Regions from separate parts of the Homo sapiens genome. Here region 2 is linked to region 1. Evidence: chromatin loops called from intact Hi-C (ENCODE). Cell type or tissue: heart left ventricle. All regions are shown on one strand. Each heading gives the region's core, and the rest is flanking DNA. Links, peaks and the distances in the headings are about the cores only. Region 1 has its middle 11 kb from the start of TRK-TTT8-1. Region 2 holds the start of SLC60A1 (solute carrier family 60 member 1).

What was found. Hi-C counts contacts between places; a loop is a spot of excess contacts. Peaks named below come from ENCODE experiments on the same cell type or tissue, not always from the same donor. Only the 100,000 strongest peaks of a DNase experiment are listed, where the experiment ranks them.
Region 2: a loop joins it to region 1, with 2.4 times the contacts of the local background. A loop is called at or near these places in 1 of 110 quality-filtered maps.

What each region holds. Positions count from the first base shown.
Region 1 is chr1:205,478,712-205,490,968 of GRCh38, forward strand. No RefSeq gene overlaps it. Among named protein-coding and RNA genes, the nearest start is that of TRK-TTT8-1, 11 kb to the left of the region's middle. RefSeq lists a silencer at 2,328-2,387 and enhancers at 2,563-3,163, 12,122-12,257. In heart left ventricle, for the core only: CTCF peaks have their summits at 6,976 (motif pointing left) and 9,578 (motif pointing right); DNase peaks (open chromatin) are centred at 6,920 and 9,571; H3K27me3 peaks cover 3,106 bases.
Region 2 is chr1:205,565,102-205,576,309 of GRCh38, forward strand. SLC60A1 (solute carrier family 60 member 1) reads left to right here and starts at 3,913. Exons shown (of 10, transcript NM_181644.5): 1 at 3,913-4,198. The coding sequence starts at 3,969. SLC60A1-AS1 (SLC60A1 antisense RNA 1) reads right to left here and starts at 4,204. Exons shown (of 4, transcript NR_152721.1): 1 at 4,028-4,204. It also overlaps the pseudogene RNU2-19P. RefSeq lists enhancers at 4,194-4,743, 4,744-5,292. In heart left ventricle, for the core only: a CTCF peak has its summit at 4,174 (motif pointing left); no DNase peak of the experiment used is centred there; H3K4me3 peaks cover 1,479 bases; H3K27me3 peaks cover 2,574 bases.

The DNA of each region.
Region 1 (12,257 bases), core at 1,993-9,992:
AATGTTAGATTGCTTCCAGATGAACCCAGGAGGAAGAAGCTCAGAGGGCATCTCTGAGCTGCCTGGAGAGGTAGTGAGGGATCACCGGGCAGCTGGCTTTCTCTTCCCAGAGGCATTGAACTGATTTAAATATGGCTCTAAACACAGTGAGCTGGCAGGGGCCTTGGGGCCTCATGATATTAAGCCCTTAATGGTGTGAAGCCCTTCCAGGTACTAAAGGGCAGCAATGTTGGCCCTTGGCATGGGAGGGCAGGGAGGGAGGAGGGCCATGGTGCCAAGAATCTGTAACCACAAGACACCATGTCTCAAAAAAAAAAATTTTTTTTGAGACAGGGTCTTGCTCTGTTGCCCAGGCTGGAGTGCAGTGGCACAGTCTTGGCCCACTGCAGCCTCAAACTCCTGGGCTTAAGCTGTCCTTCCACCTCAGCCTCCCGAGTAGCTGGGACTACAGGTGTGTGCCACCATGCCAGGCTAATTTTTTAATTTTTTGCAGAAGTGGGGTCTTGCTATGTTGCCCAGGCTGGTCTCGAACTCTGGGTTCAAGCAATCCTCCCACCTTACCCTCCCAAAGTGCTGGGATGACAGAAGTGAGCTACTCCTGGCTAAGACACCCTGTCTTTGGTGCCAATATCACCACATGAGCAGAGGGCAGTCCTGGGGGTCCCAATGAGGCCTCTCCACCATTTATTTTATTCATTCCATTATAGTCCATACTTGCTTGATCACCACACTTATTTCATTGCCTGTCTATCTCCTAAGTCTCCAAGTTCCCCCATGAGCCATCACACCTGGGCAGGGCATGAATGTTAACATGTATCCCCAGGACCATGGTGATGGGGAGGGGGGTGGGGTGGTGGGGGGTGGGGGGGCAGGGTGAAGCTTCATTCATAAGCACCCTCACTCCTCACTACAAACTCTCAGAGAGTTCTGAGAACTCTCCAGGAACAATGTTGCAACCATTCGTTCCACACATATTTATCAAGGGCCTCCTGTGTACCACGCAGGATTTAGGCACCAGGAACCCAGATCCGCCCTCAAGGACCTCTAGTGCAGCAGGGGAGACAGAGAAGAAAGCAGGCAGCCACGTGCTAGGGAGAGCCAAGCCACGGGGGAGACCAGTGGCTCTTGGGGGTGGACTGATGACTGCAGGGTGAAGTTATCCCTTTGAGGGGCCCAGACACTGAGCTGAGAAATGGCACAATTGCTAGAGAGAGAATTACAAGAAAAGCTGAGCTGTGGATACAAACGTGTGAGACAGAGAGGGGCAGGAGAAGAAGCCAGGCTGGCAGGGGTAGGGGGGTAATAATTCCAGTTCTAACTGCTTCTACACAGAAAAACTCATTCAATCCTCGCAACAAGTTTATGAGGCAGGTACTCTTAAAATACCGATTTCATAGGTGAGAAAACCATTGGCACAGAGAGGTTCAGTGACTTGCCTCGGACACACAGCTAGAAAGTAACAGGTAGGTTTTTTTTTTTTTTTTGAGACAGAGTCTTGCTCTGTCACCCAGGCTGGAGTGCAGTGGTGTGATCTCAGCTCTTGCAACTTCCACTTCCCGGGTTCAAGCTATTCTCCTGTCTCAGCCTCCAGAGTAGCTAGGATTACAGGCGTGCACCACCACACTGGGCTAATTTTTTGTATTTTTAGTAGAGGTGGAGTTTTACCAAGTTGGCCAGGCTGATCTCGAACTCCTGACCTCAAGTGATCTGCCTGCCTCGGCCTCCCAAAATGCAGGGATTACAGGTGTGAGCCACTGCGCCCAGCCACAGATAGGATTTGAACCCAGGAAATCCGGCTCCAGCATCTGTGCTTCTAACCACCATACTGCACGGCTGTGGCAAGCAGGAGTCAAACCATAGACATCCTTTTGGTCATACTAAGGAGCCTAAAATGCTCTCCCAGGGGATGCGGAGACCCTGGAAGTTTGAACGGGAAAGAGGGATGAGGCTGGAGGCCGCATGGAGGATGGGTTTCAGGGGTGAGGCGCGAGGGCAGCCAGGAGGCTGTTGCTGCAGCCAGGTGAGAAGAGGTCCAAGGCAGCGGTGGGAGAGGGCAGGATGAATTTGAGAAAAACCAAGAAGGTAAACTTGGCAAAATGTGTGACTGGCAGGAAATGAAAGCTTGTGAAGAGGGAGGTGTGAAGAGGGGCTTTCCGATCTCTGGCTGGGTGCTTGGGGGAGGGTGCGCCACCGGCCAGGCCACCGAACACAGGAGAAAGGCTGTCGGAGTGACGCTGAGTTGAGGTTGGGGTGTGTTGTCTTGGAAGTATTTGCGGGACGCCCAGGTGGAGGTGCACAGCAGTCAGTAGAACCCCACAGCCCTGCTGCTACACCAAACCCATCTTCTCCCCACCCACCCTGCCCCCTCCCCCAGCCCCATCTTCCTCACCCCCCTCCTCCCTCCATTCTAGAGCCACCAGACTCCTGGAAAGCCCCAGTGCTTCCTCTGGGTTCCCAAGTCCTTGCACCTGTGTGGCACCAGGGCCTCCTCCCTGAAGCAACAGTTCGCCTCCCGTGGAGTGGGCATCGCAGATCCGCTCCCATTTCCGGCCTGCCCTTAATGTCCTCAGATGCTGGGATGGGAGTTTTCTAGTCTGTTTTCCCCTGGCAGCAGTGGGGACTTGATCTCCCTCCACGTCGTGTGGCCACAGCCTGTGACTCCATCCCCGTTAAGTGAACCAACACCGAATTGAGGAAGATCCCGTGCCGACCTGCACACTGATCTGTTGCAAGTCTGCTCATCAGGGTTCCTAGAGGGCAGCCACCTGGGCTGTGGCAGGGAAAGAACTGGGTGTGTAGGGGAATCAGGAAGGGGGATTTGTGGCAGACAGAGCTTGGGATGAGATGGGACCCAGGGTGCCTGGGAGAGACCTCTCACCAGAGGTTAGGAATCTAGATGCTAACCCTGGCCCTGCTACTGTGCTGCTGTGTGACCTTGGGCATGTTACCCAACTGCATGCATCTCCTCTGTCATACTCAGGCTCAACAGCATAGCCTGGCAGCCGGACATGTGGGCTGTCGACCTCCCTGTGTCACCTTCCTGCAGGGCGGCCTCTCTGCCATCAGGAGAGGGGAAGCCCACAGAGCCACAGTGAGCAGTGCTGGAGGGGTGGGCGCTTGGCAGAAAGCCCAGCAAGGTGTTTTAGCAGCAACAGGACAATAGAGCGGCTTAGCACCGGGAGCTTATTCTGCTTATTTTCCCATCTGTGTGTCGGGACATGCCAGGGCTGGGTGTCTACATTTCGGTAAGCCTCTTGCTACAATAGCATTCTCAGCAGCTTCAGTCACTTAGACCACAGTGGTAATCCGCTCAGGAAGAGCCCAGCCCTCGCCGCAGCAGCCCGGGGGGCCGTATTTGGGGCAGGACGCCCGTCTGCCTCTGCAGCCACTCCTATTGCCTGCCTGCCTCTCTTTCCTTGTCCAGTGTGTCACCTTCAGATGCCCTACAGGCCCCCCAACAAGGGTGGGTCAGTGGGAGCACTGATGGGTCCCTCCCAGCTGAAGGGAATTAGGTTAGACATGAGGAAGAACTGTCCCAGTGTTGGGGTGGCAAGTAAAGAGGAAGGTGGTTTCTTTTTCCCTAAACAGTTTTAAAAATATTAGCTATTCTTCTATCTGAGGTACAGTCAGGTGAGTTTGGCCTGGGGGCAGGGAGATGGCCACTGAGCCCCTGGAAAGGAGTTGAGTGGGGCTGGGCTTGGGGGAGGGAGGGCTACAGCAAAGACATGGGTGAGGAGGAGCTCTGGAAATAGCTCCCCCAAGGGGAAACATCTCCCTTTCCTCCTTGAGGTAACTGATCAGACTGGGAGTTCTGAGTCCTGGCTGTAGGGGCTGCCAGATTCTAGAAGCCTCTCTGACCCCCAGGTTCCTTTTCTGTCACACAGTTTTTGAGTAACTATAAAACATCTCTGGGCTGGGTGCGGTGGCTCACGCTTGTAATCCTAGCACTTTGGGAGGCTAAGGCAGGAGGATCGCTTGAACCCAGGAGTTTGAGACCAGCCTGGGCAATATAGCAAGACCCCATCTCTACAAAAATTAAAAAAAATTAGTCAGGCATGGTGGTACATGTCTGTAGTCCCAGCTATTTGGGAGGCTGAGGTGGGAGGATCGCTTGAGCCCGGGACGTCGAGGCTACAGTGAGCCGCGATCAAACCACTACACTCCAGCCTGGGCAACAGAGCAAGACCCTGTTCTCCCTCACCGCTCCCCCTCAGAACCGCTCCCCCTCAGAAAAGTCTCTGATCTGACACTCTCAGCATTTGATACTATTCACCCCTTCTTCCATTTTGAAATGTTCTTCCTTAATTATTGAAAGCAATATTCTTCAGGCTCTCTTGCATCTTCCATAGGAATTAGGAATCTTCTATTTGCAGGAAACAGAAAAGCTCTCTACCTAACAGGCTAAAAAATACAGGACATCTATTCATTCACAAATGGTTCCAGCAAGGACTGATGGAGCAACGCAGGGATGTCACATAGGGCTAGTTCTTTCTTTCTGCCCCTCTGTCTTCCTCAGCCTCATGCTCCCTCCCAGGCTGCTGCTCTTGGTGCCACCTGCCTCTTCCTTCACACAGTGATAGAAAGAGCTTCTTGTCCCAGGGTGTCATTCAAAAGCCCTGTAAGTCTCTGGTTGGCAAGACTTAGGAGACATGTCCCCCTCGAATCAATCATGATACCATGTGCTCCACTCCACAGCCAGAGATCCCTTCTGTCCCCAGAGTTGCCAGGATCTTCCAAATGAAAATAGGAGCTGCTGAGGTGGAGAAGGGGACTGGCCACTGGGGAGACCTCAACACATACCCTTGCCCTGACCCCTCCCACCTCTAGTTCTCTTCCTGCTGGCCTCAGCCTCCCTCTCCACACTGGCTCCCCCTGCATCCAGAGTCCCTCCCCGGCTGCAAGACCATGCCCCTGTGGCTGATTCCCTCCTTATCCACACTGAAGCCCTGACTGTCTTCCAACATCCTGTCCTGTATCTTGATCTGTTCACGAAGCATTTCTACTTGATGTCCTCAAATTAACCCTCATATAAAAAGAACTAATGATCCTTTCCCTGACATCACACGCCCGTCCCCCGACACACACACACACACACACACACACACACACACACACACACACACATTGCTTGACTCTCCAGTTATTCCCATGTTGGGCTGGTCCTTCTCCTTTACCCCCAACATCACATCCTGCAGGACATCCTGGCAGTTCTCCGTTGCGTCTACAGTTAGTTACCTTAAGCCTGGGCCACAGAAACATACTCCCCTAGTCTACAAAAATTAAAAGAAAAATTAGTCTACTCTTCAGTCCCAGACATGCTCCCAGTCTCCTCCTCACTTGGATGTCAGCCTTCCTGAAATGCCACTGCTTCCTGTCCCCCCTCCCTCAAACACCTTCAATGACTCCCCGTCTCTCACATGACCAAATTGACCTCCCTTCGCCTGGCATTTGAAGCTCTCTGAGAACCAGCCTGCTCTAACTTGATGGGCTTCGCTCTGCCGTCTGGTACAGATGTCTGTCTGGTTCACCATATACCTAGAAAGACCCTGAGCGTTCCTGCCTCTTCACTCCCCTGTAGCTTCCCAAAGGTCCCCATGCTCCTGGCAGCCTTCCCTGACCACCACAGCCCCACAATCTCTCTGTCACTGTCTGGGTCAGTTGCCTGGCCCTCAGAGTCACTGCCCAGCCTCCCATTTTTGTGTGTGTAGAACTGTCTGCCTTTGTATTCCCAACTGCATCCAAAGCCCCTTGAGATAAGAGTCGCTGTCCTCAAATGCCCTGGGGGAGCCTGTTCTTGGTAGAAATGAGCTCCTGTGCATGGAAGCACCTTGCACCATTCTGAGTTCTGAGAGGGCAGAAAGGGTGGTTTGGTGTTTTACCAGGGAGGAGGTCAGGAGCAGGACCATTGAAAGAAACTGCAGACATTAGAGCCTCCTCAGGGAGGGTGCGGTTGTTAAGGGCAGCCTGCTTACAGGAGAGAGCCACAACCTGGCATCAGAAGACACCAGCTATGACCAGGCATGGTGGCTCACGCCTGTAACCCCACCACTTTGGGAGGCTGAGGCGGGCGGATCACCTGAGGTCCGGAGTTCCAGACCAACCTGACCAACATGGAGGAACCCAATTGCTACTAAAAATATAAAATTAGCCGTGTGTGGTGGCGCATGCCTGTAATCCCAGCTACTCGGGAGGCTGAGGCAGGAGAATCACTTGAACCCGGGAGGCGGAGGTTGCAGTGAGCCGAGATCAGGCCATTGCACTCCAGCCTGGGCAACAAAAGTGAAACTATGTCTCAAAAAAAAAAAAAAAAAAAAAGGAAGAAGAAGGAGAAGAAGAAGGAGGAAGAGGAGGAGAAGGAGAAGGAGCAGGAGAGGGAGGAGAAGAAGGAGAAGAAGAAGAAGGAGGAGGAGGAGAAGGAGAAGAAGAAGGAGGAGGAGAAGGAGAAGGAGAGGGAGAAGAAGGAGAAGAAGGAGAAGAAGGAGGAGGAGGAGGAGGAGGAGGAGGAGGAGGAGAAGACACCAGCTACGATCCCAGCCACCCTGCTCACCCGCCGTGGGATCTTGGAGAAGTCACTTAGCCTCTCTGAGCTTTGGTTTCCTCACCTCGATGAAGGGGTATCATGTTACCTGCTCTGCCTGCATCCCTGGGCTGTTGGAGGAGCACATAAGGCAATGTGCATGGAAGGGCTTTGCAAAACTCTGCAAATAGACTGGCCAAGGAGTGTGTATCCAGTGGCCTGGCCTCAGTCTGGCCTGCCAGTGGGAGAGGCGAAAGGGCAAGAAGGAAGCCTGGCCCGCCCCCAGCGGGAGGCTGTGCACCCGTCTGGCCCTCAGCAGGCCATGGGGAGAACAGAAGCTGATCAAAGGCCAGGGTTGTAAACAGCAGGGGAGGGCACCTCTCCCCAGGAAGGGGGACCTGCGGACCAGCTCCATCTGACACCCTCCTGGCCGCCAGCAGGGACTTCCTGCCCTCTAGTGGACATAGTTAGGAGGTGCACCCACTTCTGAAGCCTGCGGGCTTCAGAAGCTGGCTGCGGGCTGCCTGGCCTAACAGCAGCAAGATCTACAGATTGCAGAACGCCATCTGGCACCAACAACTGTGGCATGAACTTTGTTATCTTTTGGAATTCTCAACAACCTTTCAAGGTTTGCATTATTATTCTCATCTTACAGAGGTGGATCCTAAGGCTTAGAGGGTATGGAATCACTCAAAGCCATAATGTTGGGGCTGGGCTTCCTCTCCACACCAGAGTGTGTGTGGAGTGGGGGTCTGAGTCCCTCTAGGCCAGGTCTCATGGAGCCGGGGGTGTGGAGGATGTGGGCTCATTGTCAAGAAAGCCAGGCACGGTGGCTGATGCCTATAATCCCAGCACTTTGAGAGGCGAGGCCGAGGCAGGAGGATCGCTTATGCCCAGGAGTTCGAGACCAGCCTGGGCAACATAGTGAGGCCCCATCTCAAAATAAAAAAAAAAGAGAAAAAAGAAAGAAAGAAAAGAAAATCAGGACAGCTGGTGTTCTGACAAAGGCCTCCTGAAAACCCACCCCCTTCCCCTCTGTCTCTGTCTGCAGCTTGAACTTCCCTTCCAACATGGGGGCCAAACCTGTGGCCCATGACCCTTATCCTCTGAGGTAGGGTTGGCAAGCTTTTCTGTAAAGGGTGGGATAATAAACATTTTAAGCTTTGTGGGCCCTGTGGTTTCTGTTGCAGCTACTCAACTCTGCCGTTGTAGCAGGAAGCAGTCACAGACAATGCATAAGTGAATGAGCACGGCAGCGTTCCAATAAAACTTTATTTATAGACACTAGAATTCCAGTTTTTATAAATTGTCATGTGTCATGAAAGATTGTTTTTCTTTTTGGATTTTTTTTTCAGCCGTGTAAGAAAGTAAAAACCATTCTTAGCTTTCAGGCGGTCCAAAAACAGAGGCAGGCAGTGATTTCCCGATCCCTGCCCTAAGATGCAGGAGTCCATCTCTGAAGTATTGATACTTCAGCTCCTCTCGTGTGACTGTTTCAAGTCCCTTTCCCTTGTTCCATTTCTTCTTCCAGTGCCCTCTGTGATGCCAGAACCCAAGGTCCTGCCCTCAACTCTCTGTCCTCCCTTCCAGGGGACTTTTCATTCCATTGTCACAGTCGGCCGCAGGAAGTGCCAGCACATGCCCCTTTGCCCTCACTCCTCAGCCACAAAGACTTTTCCGACCACCGACGGTCACCCATCCTTCAGCTTGCCTCACACCTCACCTCAACATCTGTGTGTTTTAAGAGCCATTTGCTCTTAAAACAGTGGCTCACACCTGTAACCCCAACACTTTGGGAGGCCAAGGCAGGTGGATCACCTGAGGTCAGGAGTTCAAGACCAGCCTGGCCAACATGGCGAAACCCCATCTCTACTAAAAATACAAAAAAAAATTAGCCAGGCCTGGTGGTGGACGCCTGTAACGCCAGCTACTTGGGAGGCTGAGGCATGAGAATCGCTTGAACCTGGGAGGCGGAGGTTGCAGTGAGCCAGGGTTGTGCCATTGCACTCCAGCCTGGGTAACAGAGTGAGACTCTGTCTCAGAAAAAAAAAAAAGAAAGAAAAAAAGAGCTATTTGCCTTCTGCAAACCCGCAGAACAGACATGGCACGCTAGAGAAAGCAGACTTGTTTTGCCACCGCTCTAACTTGGATCTAAATCCTGACTCTCCCACCAGCCAGCATGTGATCTTTATCCTTTCCCTCTCTGGGCACTCATTGTGTCCATGTTTCATGCTAGTGTTGGAGAAGCAGTGTGGTGCTGTGATGTGAGCACTGAGTAAGTATCCAGGTGCCCCGGGGTCTGGTTCCAGCTCTGCGTTTTGTAGCCCTGTGACTTGAGGGAAGTTACAGGTACTGGAGGGCTCGAGCCATTTGCATTTGCATCAGGATAGACCTGGATCTCTAAAGAGATCAACATTTGGGGCCTGGCACAGTGGCTCATGCCTGTAAACCCAGCACGTTGGGAGGCCGAGGCAGGTGGATCCATTGAGGTCAGGAGTTTGAGACTAGCCTGGCCAACATGGTGAAACCCTGTATCTACTAAAAAATACAAAAATTAGCCGGGCGTGGTGGCACGCACCTGTAACCCCAGCTACTTGGGAGGCTGAGGCACAAGAATCACTCGAACCTGGGAGGTGGATGTTGCAGTGAGCCGAGATCGCACCACTGCACTTCAACCTGGGCAACAGAGCGAGACTCTTAAAAACAGAGAGAGATAAACATTTGGGAATCAACAGAGTATAGATCAGGGTTATCCAATCTTTTTGCTTCCCTGGGCTACATTGGAAGAAGAACTGTCTTGGGCTACATAGAAAATATACTAACAATAGCTGATGAGGTTTTAAAAATCTCATAATGTTTTAAGAAAGCCTATGAATTTGTATTAGGCCACATTCAAAGCCATCCTGGGCCACATGCAGCCCACCGGCTGCAGGCTGGACTAGCTTGCTATAGGTGGTCACGTAGCTGTGGCGAGGATGTCATCATCCAGAGAGAAGTTGAGTACCAGGGACAGAGTCCTGAAATACGCACACAGGGTCAGTCTTAACCTTTGGTGGCCAGGAGGTGGCAGTATATGCCACTAAGGGGTGTTCTGAGGGGCAGGAAAGGGGCACTCAGGAGAGAGAAGCAGATCTCCCAAACTTCAGATTTACTTCCTAGTTGGGCAGTGGTGCCTGGCACCTAGGTGGTGTGGGGAGTGAGGGATGAGGTAGATGGAGATGAATCAGACGGAAGTAGAACTATGTGTAGCTTTCAACTAAAAACTCACTGGAGGCTAGGCTCTGCGGCTCGCACCTGTAATCCCAGCAATTTGGGAGGCTGAGATGGGCAGACCGCCTGAGTCTAGGTGTTCAAGACCTGCCTGAGCGACATGGTGAGACCATGTCTCTACAAAATTTTTTTTTTAAATTAGCCAGGTGTGGTGGTGTGCACCTGTGTTCCCAGCTACTTGGGACTTGGGAGGCTGAGGCAGGAGGATCACTTGAGCCCAGGAGGGTGAGGTTGCAGTGAGCCGTGTTCATACCACTGCACTCCAGCCTGGGCAACAGAACAAGATCTCCTGTCTCCAAACAAAAGCAAAAACAAAAACCTCACTGGATGGGGATCAAGATGTTACATTGCGAGAAGCACTTAACTAGGAGCCCAAAGGGTAGGGTATCTAGGTTCAAATCCCAGTTCTACTGTTTACTAGCTGTGTAGGCTTGGGCAATCTATCTAACCTGTCTGTGTTTCCATTTCTTTGACTATAAAATAGGGGTAATGATAGTATCTATCTCCAACGGTTGTGTGAATATTAGATTAGTTGATATAAGAAAAGTTTTTAGAACAGCACTTGGCACATATAATGTGCTTATAAATACTAGCTACTAATATTATTATCTTTTAAATCATCCCTGAATGGGAAACCCTCCAAGTCCCTCTTTCCTATGAAGAGGCCCCAAGATCTAAGTCTGGGACTCAGAAAGGTACCAGTCACGTAAGATCAGCTGTTGGGAGAAGGGTCCTGGCAGACACGTACCACACCATGCCATTCCAGGAACCTCAGACTTCAGAGGCCATGCCAATGGAAGGGTAGGGTCAGAGCCACATACCTCCTTACCTTGATGTTCTTTTTACCTGACTAGGGTTTAACACCTCAGTGTCCAGGAGGAACTGGATCTAGAATAAATCTAAATGTGTGTATGTGTGTGTGTGTGTGTGTGTGTGTGTGTGTGGTGCAGGTGGACAGGGGTGAAGTCTCTCTTCTTCCCTCACCCCTCCAGTTTGTCCCTGATCCTGAAGTCAAATGGTGAAGTGGAAAGACCCCTGGGCTGGGCATTAGGTTACCCATGTTCCAGTCCTGGCTCTGTGACTTTGGGCAACTTACTTTCCCTCTCTGACCTCAATTTCTCAAAGGTCTCTTCTAGCTGAGATATTTCATAATCTTTGAGTCAGCCTATGATTCTCCTCCCCAAGTCCTGCAGCTGCACCTCAGCCTCCTCTTCCACTGTCCTCTCCCTCATCACCACCCCCCAACTCCAGTGTCCTTGCAAAAGGCTGCTAGACCTAGAAATGGCTTAAATCGTCTTTTGAGAGACAGAGAGAGAAAGAAAGAGAAGACAGACAGCCTCCCGATTTTCATTTCCCCTATAGCGATGCTTCTCAGGGGTCAGTGGATGGGTCAAAACTGCCAATTTAGCAAACGCCTGGGCCCCTGGGAATAGGAGTCTGAGAACAGGTAAGGGGCAGGCACTGTGGAGGTCAGATGTTTCCACGCAGGCTGTAGTGGAGGGAGGTGGTGGGCTGAGCTCCAGCTCCTGGAACGCCTCCCAAGGTGATCATTTCCTGACATTGCTGCTCAGAGCTCTGTGTCTGCCCCGGCCTACAGCCCTCACCCTAGTGGGCGGGGAGGGGCCACAGCACACTGCTGGGCCCCGGTGGAAGATGTGAGTCCCTGGGAGCTGGGGGCCTCCAACCTTGTGAGGCATTTAGTATCTTGCTGTTGGGCTGGTGGCATCAGGGAGACCACCCTTCATTGCCAGAAACCAGGGCTCAAGATTCTCCCTCAAAAGTCCCTCTCCTCAGAACAAGCAGGGGTATGATCTGCTTTCATCTCCCTGGAGGTGCTGGGGGCCGAAGGAGAGTTGTGGTTCTGTCTGGCTCACTCTGATTTCTTATAAGCAACAGCTAGATGCACGGAGGATAAGCAGAGAAGCATTTCCTGGGCAGACAAAATCACGAAATGATGAAATGGTGGCTTGTTTCATAGTGTGGGTCACAGGTAGTCCTTTCTGGATTCAAGGAACTAAACCCACACCAATAACCCAGATGGGCTAGATAATTTGCAGGATCTGATGCAAAATGAAAATGCAAGGCTCCTTGTTGAAAAAGTATTAAGAATTTAAACAAGAGAACAATAAAGCATTAAAACAAGCAGGAGGCCCTCTGAGTGTGGGGCCCTTCTGAGAACAGGACCTGATAGACTGCATGATGCGTGCCCATGGAAGCCAGCCCTGCAGAGAACTATCATTTCTTAAGCACCTACTATGTGCCAAGTTTTTTATTTAATTAAATTAATTAATGAATTTATTTTTTGAGACAGAATCTCACTCCGTCACCCAGGCTGGAGTTCAGTGGCACAATCACGGCTCACTGCAGACTTGACCTCCGCGGTTCAAGTGATCCTCCCACCTCAGCCTCCCATGTAGCTGGGACTACAGACACGTGTCATCATGCCTGGCTAATTTTTAAATTTTTTGTA
Region 2 (11,208 bases), core at 802-8,801, 85 kb after region 1:
GGTGGCTCACGCCTGTAATCCCAGCACTTTGGGAGGTCGAGGTGGGCAGATCATGAGGTCAGGAGATCGAGACCATCCTGGCTAACATAGTGAAACCCCGTCTCTACTAAAACTACAAAAAAAATTAGCCGAGCGTGGTGGTGGGTGCCTGTAGTCCCAGCTACTCGGCAGGCTGAGGCAAGAGAATGACGTGAACCCGGGAGGCGGAGCTTGCAGTGAGCCAAGATGATGCCACTGCACTCCAGCCTGGGCAAGAGAGCAAGACTCCGTCTCAAAAAAAAAAAAAAAACACAAGAGTTCAGTGTAGTATAAACACCTCTCACCAAGGAGTCAGAAATCCAGGCACCCAGTGATGAACCAATCCTGTGGTCCTTGCCTTGGAAGGGCGGCACTAAACAGAATCAGCACTAGGATAGTTTGGGAGCCCCAAGGAGGGAGCCTAGGAAGGTCAGAAAAAGGCTTCTGGAGAGCCAACCCTTGAGGCAATTAATAGATTTCAGGCTCCAAGAGCTTGAGAACCCTTTACTCCCACAGATCCTTTATTCCAATTAATGTAACCTTTCCATATTTGGGAGTCTCAGATCACTTTCCTTGGCTTGTGACGGTGGGGGATAATTCCCTTCTAATTTATAAGGGGGGAAATCAGAGAGTAGTTAAAGAAGGATCCAAGGTTTTGCCCTTCAAATTTAAGAATAACCACAAGGTGCCCAACTAAGAACAGACATGTGAATACACAGCACAAAGGAAAGACTGGATAGCGTCTGCCCTTGGGGAACTTGTAAGTGGGAGATAAGACATGTAAATGTAAAGCCAAAAGTAATTGTATAATTTTTGTGCAAACAATTCACCTCACCAGCTATTTGTCCAGGACTTGCTATCTGCAAGGCATTCTTTTATGTGAGGCACATGAGAAGGGGTGGAGTTAGAACACAGGTAAATATACTCCCAGCCCTTAGGAACTCATGATTTAACTGGCTCCCGTAAGGGGCTGGAGGAACAGTCCGTGGAATGTAATACCTGGCCTTGTGAAGATAGGGTAGCAGTACAGGAGTGGATGAGAGTCTTGCTGGAAATAAGAATTTAATAGAATTAATTCATCTGGGAAAGATGCCTAGAGGAGGTGGACAGTGTGTGATGCTGGAAAACAGAAGGGACAGAGAAAGGGATGAAGAAAGCAAAAATAAGCAAAACGTTTTCACATATAGACTTGGCTTTCAGACCCCACTCAAAAGTCACCTCTTCCATGAAGCCTTCCCAGGCAGAATTAGACACTTAGCTCTCCAGGCCCTCAAACCACCCCATTACAGAAGGTACCTCACTGCTGCACAGTTGGCCCCCTGTCTCTGTGGGTTCTGCATTTGTAAATTCAACCAACTGCAAATCGAAAATATTTGGGAAAAAAATTCATCTGTACTGAACATGTACAGACTTTTTTCTTGTCGTTATTCCCTAAACAATACAGTATAACAACTATTTACATAGCATTTACAGTGTATTAGGTATTATAAGTAATCCAGAGATGATTTAAAGTATACAGGCCTATGGATGTAGGTTATATGCAAATACTATGCCATTTTATATCAGGGACTTGAGCACCTTCAGATATTGGTATCTATCGTTTCTCAGCCTTTTGGCAAGACCAAGTGTAGTATCTGTTCTTATCAGATATTGGTATCTGCAGGCACTCCTGGAACCAATCCCCCCACGGGATATGGGATATGGAGAGACAACTGTAACTTGTTTCCATATCTGCTTATCTCAACCAGAGGACCTTGTACAGTACCAGAACCCAATAGGTCTTTGACTATGAAGAGGCTGAGTACTGTATTCACGGTGGAATGCCTCCCTTTATTTTTACTTACTTTTTATTTTTACTTTTTACCATTTTAATCAAGTATAACTTACACACAAAAATGCACAAATCTTAAATCTACAGACCAATAAGTTTTTACATATATTTACACCTGTGTAACTACCACCTAGATCAAGCTTCAGAATGCTTCCAGCATCCCAGGCACTGGGGGCTACCTCATTGTGGCAGGGTCATTTGTTACTGTGGCTAGAGGAGCTGAGCCAGCAAGGTGCTGTAGTTGGGGAACGCCATTTAGGGAAATTATGGAAGGATTTCAGGTGTTTGGGCTAGAGAAGCAAAATCATTAGGGCAAGGTCATTTTGGGTGTGAAGGACTTACATGACAGAGCAATTAGATTTGTTCTGTGTGGGGCCGTGGGGAGCAGTTACAGGGCGAAGCATTTCAATTTTGCCTAAGACCATTTCTACAACCAGAGCTCATCCACACTGCAAGCAGAGCCCCTAGGAATATGCAAGGTCCCCAGCACTAGAGGTGTCAGTCAAGAACAGGACTGGCAAGCATTCAAAGGCAGTTATGGGGAGGGGATAGGGGACTCAATTGGAGGCTATTCCTTCCAATTCTGAGCTTCTATGGTTCCTGGAGTTCTGTGATAGTGGCAGAGAAGACTCAGTCAAAAACTTGTGGTTATGATTTGTTTGGTGTTTTTTCTTTTTTTTTCCCCCAGAGGGTAGCTTTTCAGTTTATTACAATTACTGTGCAGGCCCCCCATCATCACTATCGAATAAGTACTTGTCATTACCCACAGAGTGATGAGCCAGAGGGACCCTGGGGCTCCCCCTTCTCTGGGGCTCACTGTCCAAGAAGGGATAGGGCAGATGCAGGGGTGCGGCTATGAGATGGGACCAGTACCTGCAAGAGAAATTGGTTGCCCCACCTCATGCCAAGTTGTCTTGGGGACACCCGCCCACATACCTCCTCAGTCTTTTCAGCCCTGGTCCCCCTGGTGGGCCAGTGGAAATGATGTCATGGCTCCTGTCATTACCAGAAGACCTGGGCAGAGGGGACACCGCAGGGCCTTACTGTTCTGCCTCCAGGGGCCAGATCCTGGCTCCCTTAGGAGCGGGAACACACAGAACCCACCAGCCAGCCCGAGGCCACCTAATGAAGGGACAGCCTAGGTCAGCTGCAGGCTCCTCGAAGGACACCCAGTCTAGAGAATAATCAACCCCTACTCACTGCCAGGGATTTATCCATGGAAGAAAGAATTTTCCCCAGAACTCTTTTTAAATTTTTTTTTCTAGGAGATTATTTCAGAATTCCTCCCGGGGTTCCTCCAGGACGCGGCCCTTCCCTCTCTGCCCTCCTCCAACTAGTTAGAAGGAGAGAGAGAGAGTCAGCATAGACCAGCGTCATCCTCCTCCTTCCCGCACCTGGCCAGGTGGGGAGGAGGGCCTCATCTCAGGCCCTTCCAGGGAGCTTAGTGTGAGGAAGATGTTGAGTTTCTAGGGTTCTCCTTCTAAAGGGCAATGTGATTAACCTCTTGGGGTTCTAATGAAAGCCATGCACGAATACTCTCCCAAGGAGAAACATATGTACAACAAGATTTTGCCTTCTGTTCTGGGGGAAAGGGGGGTGCCGTTAGACCCTCGAAGTCCATCTGTGAAGCGCCTAGGTTTAAAGGGGTCCGGGTTTCCTCCACTGCCACAGCCCGGGTGCGGGGAGAGGGCCCCTAGCCTTATCCGGAGATACAGGATGTCTCGGGCTCTCCATCTGCCGGGCTCTAAAATGGGCGCTCGGTCCCTGGGGGCTGCATCCGGAGGCTGGGGGGACTGGTCGAGGGAGAGCGGGCGGGGGGCAGCGCGGCTCCCGGTTGGTCTCCGCAGCCGGGGGAGGGCGAGCATGTGCGCTCGGGTAGGAGGGGGAGGCCGGCGCCTGGCACCGCACGGGGAAGGCGCGGGAGCGGACGCACTGCCCACCCGCCGCAGAGGCGCCCCCGCCGCCGCCCGGGCCCAAGGGCGGGGCCCCTCGCTGGGGCGGCCCCTCCCCGCCCCTCCCTCCCCGCCGCGGGCCTCCCCAGCCCGGCCGGCCCTCCCGCGGGCGGCACTCGGGCACCGGGCTCGCCGGGACCAGATCCGCGAGCCCGTCAGCCTGCGCCATGGGCTGCGACGGCCGCGTGTCGGGGCTGCTCCGCCGCAACCTGCAGCCCACGCTCACCTACTGGAGCGTCTTCTTCAGCTTCGGCCTGTGCATCGCCTTCCTGGGGCCCACGCTGCTGGACCTGCGCTGTCAGACGCACAGCTCGCTGCCCCAGATCTCCTGGGTCTTCTTCTCGCAGCAGCTCTGCCTCCTGCTGGGCAGCGCCCTCGGGGGCGTCTTCAAAAGGACGTGAGTGCCGCGCCCGTGCGCCCCCGCCCCGCGGCCCCCGGCACCCACCCTCGCCGGGCCGACCCTTCCCTCCCGCCCCGCGACCCGGCCTCTCCCCCGGCCCCGTGGGGCTGCCCGTCGCCCCCGCCTCCCGGCCGCGACCACCCCTCCCAGCTCCATCTTGGCCGAAGAGCTGCCTCCCTCCCTCCCTCCCTCCCCCGCAGCTCTCCCTGGAAAACTCTCTCCAGAGACTGAAGGTGACTTCTGGCTTATTTATTTGTCATCACTCATCCCTGTGAGAGGATAAAACCAGTTCCCACCTGCTTCCCCCACCCACCGCCCCGTGGGGAGAGGAGTGATAGAGTTTGCAGAGGTGGGGAGGGTGCCCCTCTTACACAGCTCCTCTGGGGTTTGTCAGTAGCCCCGGCTGCCGGGGGCGGGATTGGCAGTGAGGTGGAAGGACCGTGGGAGGGCCAGCTCTGTGGCGGTGCAGGGTGCTGGAGGTGGCCTGCGGCTTGACTGATTCCCAGGGCCAGGCTCCACTGTAGGCAGCTCCACATCAGCTAACACAGGCTGTCCCTTCCCCCGGGTAGCCACGGGGTTTAGTGGGTTCTGTGTAGCCCTCCTCCTGAGGCAGCCAGAACATGGTTCCTGCATGGGCCCCCGAGACACACAGGACCTCACCGTTAAGGCCAGGTTGGGAGGGGCAGGGCACTTTACCCATAGCTTGGTAAGGTGACTCTCCAGCCCTGGTGCCAAGGTTCCCCTCCACTCCCCACCCACCTCATCCTACTCCTGCTGGGCCTCTGCCCCACGACAGGGCTCTGGACTCTCCCTGGCACCACCCCCAGAAATCCCCCTTTGACACTATTGCAGAGCCTTATTCTCTCGGCTTAAATTGGACAGGGCCACCTCCGGGCTCCCTTGTGGAAAGACAGCCAGATTCACTCTCCCAGTGCAGCATGGAAAACAGAGACCCATAATAGAATAGGGAATAGATGACTTGCAAGCCAGAGGCTGCTGCTTGATTTCCCCAGTCCCAGCTCCTGGCTGAGTGGTTTCCTAGATCCCATGGACTCAGTCGAGCAAGCAGCCGGCCTGGAGAAAAAACCGCAGTTGGGCTATCCCAGAGAAACCTCTGGAGGGGCCGTTCTGGGCTGTGGTCATGCCCTTTGGCTTAACGCCTACAGGTGTTCGTGAGGGCAGGTGTTTCCATCCACCTTGCTTCCAGAGCTGGTGGAAGGAGCACAGGTGTCAGTACAGATGGACCCCACTTTAAGCCTTAAAAACATGACCAATTTTGGAAGCGATTATCCCCATTTTCCCCAAATCTTCTTGTAAACCAAATTATTCTCTTCTTAAAAAGCAAGTCTCCTTGTGTACACCAGTGTTTTGTGGGTGTGGTACAGGATTGGAATATACAGAAGATTCAGAAAATCTTAAGGACAAGCTCAAGATTCATTCTGCCTAGAGGTTTAATTAGAAACTAAGATAAAGTATCTGTGGCTAGCACAGGTTTTTTGGTTTTAAGTACTTTGACTTACAAAAGCTCCTTTACCTGGAACTTTTAAAGAAAATATGTAGTGCAAAGAACACGGAGGGGAAGGAGGATAATTTGAAATGACAGGTTGGCAGGGCAGGGTTTGTGAAGCCAGCAGAGATGCACACCCACCCAGCTGGGCCATCTCTTCCTGGGTAGTTTTGTATCTTCCTCAGCACTGCTTACCCAACAGGGGGCTCTGAACAGGCAGCAGAGAGAACCCTGCAGCAGGAACTGGCTCACAGAAGAGAAAAAAAATCATGGTAACAATGATAACTAACTTTATTCTGCACTTACTGTGTGCCAGGCACTATTCATAGTACTTCACATGTATCAGCCCATTTAATCTTCACAACCACCTTGCGAAGTAGTACTGTTATCTCCATTTTATGCATAAGGAAGTGGAGGCACAGAGAGGTTAAGAAACTTGGCCCACATCACATGGTTGTTAAGAAGAGGCCTAGACAGAATTTGAACCCAGGTGTTGTCTCTAAGACAGATACTTAGGCAATCCCTCTTGCTTTGTGAGTCATCAGTGTAAACTCTGCAGATCAGGCACAGGTTTGGGATGAGTAGCCCTAAGGATGCTCATGGGCTGGGTATTCCTGAGCTCTGACAACTTCTGGGAATGTAATGGTGGCCCTCTGGGGCTTCCTGCTGGGATCTTTTTGGGGTGGGGTAGATCCTATCAGTGGTTGAGGTTTAAATTCTGAACCTCAGTCCTCCCACCCCCAAGACAAAATGCCATGAAGAACTCTTTCCTTTGGTTAAGAGCAAAGCAGATATACAGTGGAAACAGAGGGATGTCCAGGGGTGGCCTTGAGTGTAGGCGACAGTCTCCCACCACCTTGCTGACTCTGGGCAGCTCTCATCACAGTCTCCCATCCCCCCAGCCAGAAGCTCCACCAGCCCTGCAACAAAGCTTTAAAGCTGGATTCTGTGGGACCATGTCTCAGTTAAAATGCAATACCCCTGCAAGCAAGTGCTTTGCAGCTTAAGTGATTACCAGCTAACGCTCTCACTTGGTTTATACTTGTGAGTGGGGGATTGCTTTAACAAATCTGTGAGAGCCAGCTGTTGCGGGGGAGTGGGGGAAAGTTTAGGATGACACATGGGAGAGGATAGTTGGGGGCAGTGTCTTTCTCGTGGGTTCCTACTCAGGTCCTGCCTACTGCTGGGCCCAGACTGAGGGCACAGGCAGAATGGGGCTTGTGGATGCCTCCATAGGGATGTGCTTTGGGAGGACTACGTGTGGAAGGTGGAGAGCCTTGGCTATTGGAGTGGGTGCAGGGGAAGACTTGAGCTCAGGGCAGCACCAGCTTGCTCACTCTCTCAGAGAAAAACAAAAAGCCACCTGGTTGGCAAGGGTGTGTAGGTGTGTGCTTTGTCAGGCAGGAAAGGGGAAGGGGTATTTAGATTAAAGGTTAGGATTTTTCCTGGTTTCTTGGGGATCTGTCTAACCGCCCTAGGGAATTAGGAGACCCCTTTATCTCGAAGGCGTCAGCATAGGTAAACAACTTTCAGAGCTTCCCCAGGCTTCTCCCAGCCTCACCTTGGCCTCTCCCCTGCCCATGCTTTCTTAACAGAGGGTTTGTCAGAGGATCTGTTGAGTTCTTCCTCTCTTTGACCTATTCACTTTTCTCTTTTTGTTCCTTTTTTCCCCCTCAAATTCCTCCTAATCTGCAAGTCCTACCCTGCCCCAGACCTAGCTATGACTCCCTCCTGGCCATTGCACCAAACCCTGTCTTCCATACACCAGTTGCCCAGGCCACCCCTAGATATGCTGGCCCCCTCCAGTCCCTGGAACACAGGACAAACCAGCTTCTCCCCTTGAGCTGGGCTGTGGTTGGTCTCCCATCCAGAAAGCCTCTGCCTCTCCCTCCAGCACCTTGTCTACCAGTCAGCATGCAACAAACCTGTGCCAAAAGCCTACTGAGCGTCCAGTACCAGACATTGTCCTTGTTTTAAAAATCAGTCTCAACATGGGGCTATCATAGGGTCCCAACTCCCAGGTATGATCCCCAAAGAATTGAAAATGTATGTCCACACACTAAACCTGTACGTGGATGTTCATAGCAGCATTATTCATCCGAGTCAAAAAGTAGAAACAAACCAAATGTCCATCAGCGGATGGATGGACAAACAAAAACGTGGTTTATCCAGCCAGGTGTGGTGGTGGATGCCTTGTTGTTCCAGCTACCTGAGAGGCTGAGGTGGGACGCTCGCTTGAGCCCAGGAGTTCAAAGACAACCTGGGCAGCACAGTGAGACTCCAGTGTCAAAACCAAACAAAACAAAAATGTGGTATATTGGCCGGGCACATTGGCTCACTCCTATGATCCCAGCACTTTGGGAGGCTGAGGCGGGTAGATCACCTGAGGTCAGGAGTCCAAGACCAGCCTGGCCAACATGGTGAAACCCCATCTCTACTAAAAAAAAAACAAAAACAAAAATTAGCTAGGCACAGTGGTACGTGCCTGTAATCCCAGCTACTCGGGAGGCTGAGGCAGGAGAATCGCTTGAACCAGGAGGCGGAGGTTGCAGTTAGCCGAGATTGTGCCATTGCACTCCAGCTTGGGTGACAAGAGCGAAACTCTGTCTCAAAAAAAGAAAAAAAAAAAGTGGTATATCCATGCAACGGAATATCACTCAGCCATAAAAAGGAATGAGATACTGACACATGCTATACCATGGATGATCTGGAAAACATTATGCTAAGTGAAAGAAGACAGACACAAGAGATCACATATCATTTAATTTATGTAAAAGTTCAGAATAAGGAAATCTGCAGATACAGAAACTAAATTAGTAGTTGCCTAGGGCTAAGGGTAAGGTGTGGAGATGAATGGGGAGTGACTACTAATGAATATAAGATTTCTTTTTTATTTTTATTTTTTGAGACATAGTCTTGTTCTTTTGCCCAAGCTGCAGTGAGGTGGTACGATCTCATCTCACTGCAAACCCTGCCTCCCGGGTTCAAGCAATTCTCATGCCTCAGGCCTCCCTAGAAGCTGAGATTACAGGCATGCGCTGCCACACCCAGCTAATTTTTGTATTTTTAGTGGAGACAGGTTTCACCGTGTTGGCCAGGCTGCCCTCGAACTCCTGACCTCAAGCAGTCCGCCTACCTTGGCCTCCCAAAGTGCTGGGATTACAGGTGTGAGCCACTGCGCCTGGCCTGGATATAAGATTTCTTTTTGGGGTGACAGAAATGCTCTAAAGGTAGATTGTAGTGATGGTTTTACAACTCCAAATATTCTAAAAACCATTGAATTGTACGCTTAAATATGTGAATTTTATAGTATGTAATTTATATATCAATTTTTTTTAAGTTAAAAAAACCTCAAAGCCAGGTTCGGTGGCTCACACCTGTAATTCCAGCACTTTGGGAGGCCAAGGTGGGAGGACCACTTGAGGGCAGGAGTTCAAGACCAGCCTGGGCAACACAGTGAGACCTTGTCTCAAAAAAAATTTTAAATTAGCTGGGCATGGTGGTGCACACCTATAGTCCCAGCTACTCAGGAGGCAGAAGTGGGAGGGTCACTTGAGCCTGGAGGTTGAGGCTGTCGTGAGCCATGATTGCATCACTGCACTCCCACCTGAGCAACAGAGCAAGACCCTATCTCAAAAACCAAAACAAAAATCTCAAAACTTATACCATCCATTAATTCACTCATTCAACAAATACCTCTTGAGCCGGATCCTGTTTTAAGGGTGACTACAACAGACAAAGTAAAAGTCGCTGCACTCTTGGAGCCCACACTGTGGAGAATTTTACATTGTGAAATGAAGGAAATCAAGCAGGGTAGCATGGAGAGTGGCACATTTTGGGGGCCACTTAGCTAGGTGATCAAGGAAGCCCTTTCTGGGGAGATGATATTAAAGCTGACTCTTGCGCGACAGGAGAGAGCCAGGCGTGCAAAGAATTGAGGGAGAGGTGTTCCAAGTGAACAGACTGCAAGTTCAAGCTCAACCAACATCTAAGGAGCACGCCCTGTGTGCCTAGCACCATGGTGGGCCCCAGGGGATGCCATCATGCACAAGTTGCAGCTCCCAACCTCAGAGTCTAACAGGGTGGTCCTGCCGTAGCTTGGAATCTCCCCAAAGACCAGTTTGTCTGCCCCTCCCTTTGGATCTCTCCAGCTTTAACATGGGGCCCTTAACAACTGAGGTGTCAGTGTGAAGGCTGGGGTGACCAAGTTAGAGGGGGGCCTTTTTATCCCTGGCCTTGCCCTCAGTCTCAGCTGCCCCTTCCCCATCAGCCTGGCCTGAGATAGAGTCACCAGCCTGCCCTAGCTCCCAGGGGGTCCCTTGTCTACTGGTTTCTTGTCCCAGGTCCCCAAACCATCTCCTTCTGGGCTGCTGCCCCTTTTGGGGTGGATAGGGGCTAGGGACACTTCCATCCGTGACTCTTCCACATTTCTGCTCCCTGCCCTTCTCCCCTGGTCCTTCGAGGAAGGAGATTTTCCAGGCTGGGAGGGGAGAGGTGGGAGGAAGATGTCCTAAGCATCCCTGCTGGGCAGAGGGATCACCTGGGACAAACATGTGAAGAGAATGTCGATGCCATCAGGCCCTACCCAGGGTGGCATGGGGGCTGGGCTTCAGCAGCATTCTTCCCCACCCCTGGGGTGGCAGGCAGGAATGGGCTGCCTGGCATCTTACTGCTCAGGCCCTTCCCCTGTTTCAGAGCCAACTATTCCCTCCTCTTTTCACAGAACCAGGAAGGCAAGAACAGGTGCTCAAGGCAAGGCCAGGTCAAAGTGATCATGTATGCCCTGTGGGTAAGGCAGAGCATGGGGCTGAAGGGGGCAGCAGCAGCTCAAGGTCACCCAGCAACAGGGGCTGGGCAGGCAGCTCCAGCAGAGCCACAGCTCACCTGGGGGAGAACTCAGGCTCCTTCCTCTTCCCTCTCCCACTTAGACCTTCTGTGTGGAGCCATTAATAAGTAACTTGGTCATTTCTGAGACTTCCTGAAGTAGGTTTTCCAGACTGTCCAGGCTATATCTTGGGTCTCTCTGGGCCTTGGGGAAAGTGAGGCTCTTTCTCTAATTGGCCTGAATTAACCTGTGAGCCCAGGACCAGGGGAGGGAAGACCAATGCCACTCTGCCACTCTGCTGGCTTTGCCTGGGTTGGGAGCCAAGACTTTGGATCCTGGCTCAGTTCTACTCCTCTCTTTTCCCCTATCTGGGCCTCAGTTTCCTGATCTGTAAAATGAGGGACAGGACTCATGTCATTGCTGCCACCTTAGCTGGGACGCTGCCCAGGGTGGAGAGTGAGTGGGGCGGGGGACAAGAGGTAGGAGCAGGGGTATCTCCCTCCAACAGTTCCTGGGCCAGCCTCCCAGGGTCACCCCAAAGGGCACTGCAGCAGGAATAGGGGCAGGCCTGGGAGGGTAGAATCTGGGAGCTGGCACTGGTCTCTGTACCCTGTCAGCTCAGTGCAGTTCTCTGGGCCCAACATTGCTCTTTGGGGAAGCCAGGGCCAGCAGGGA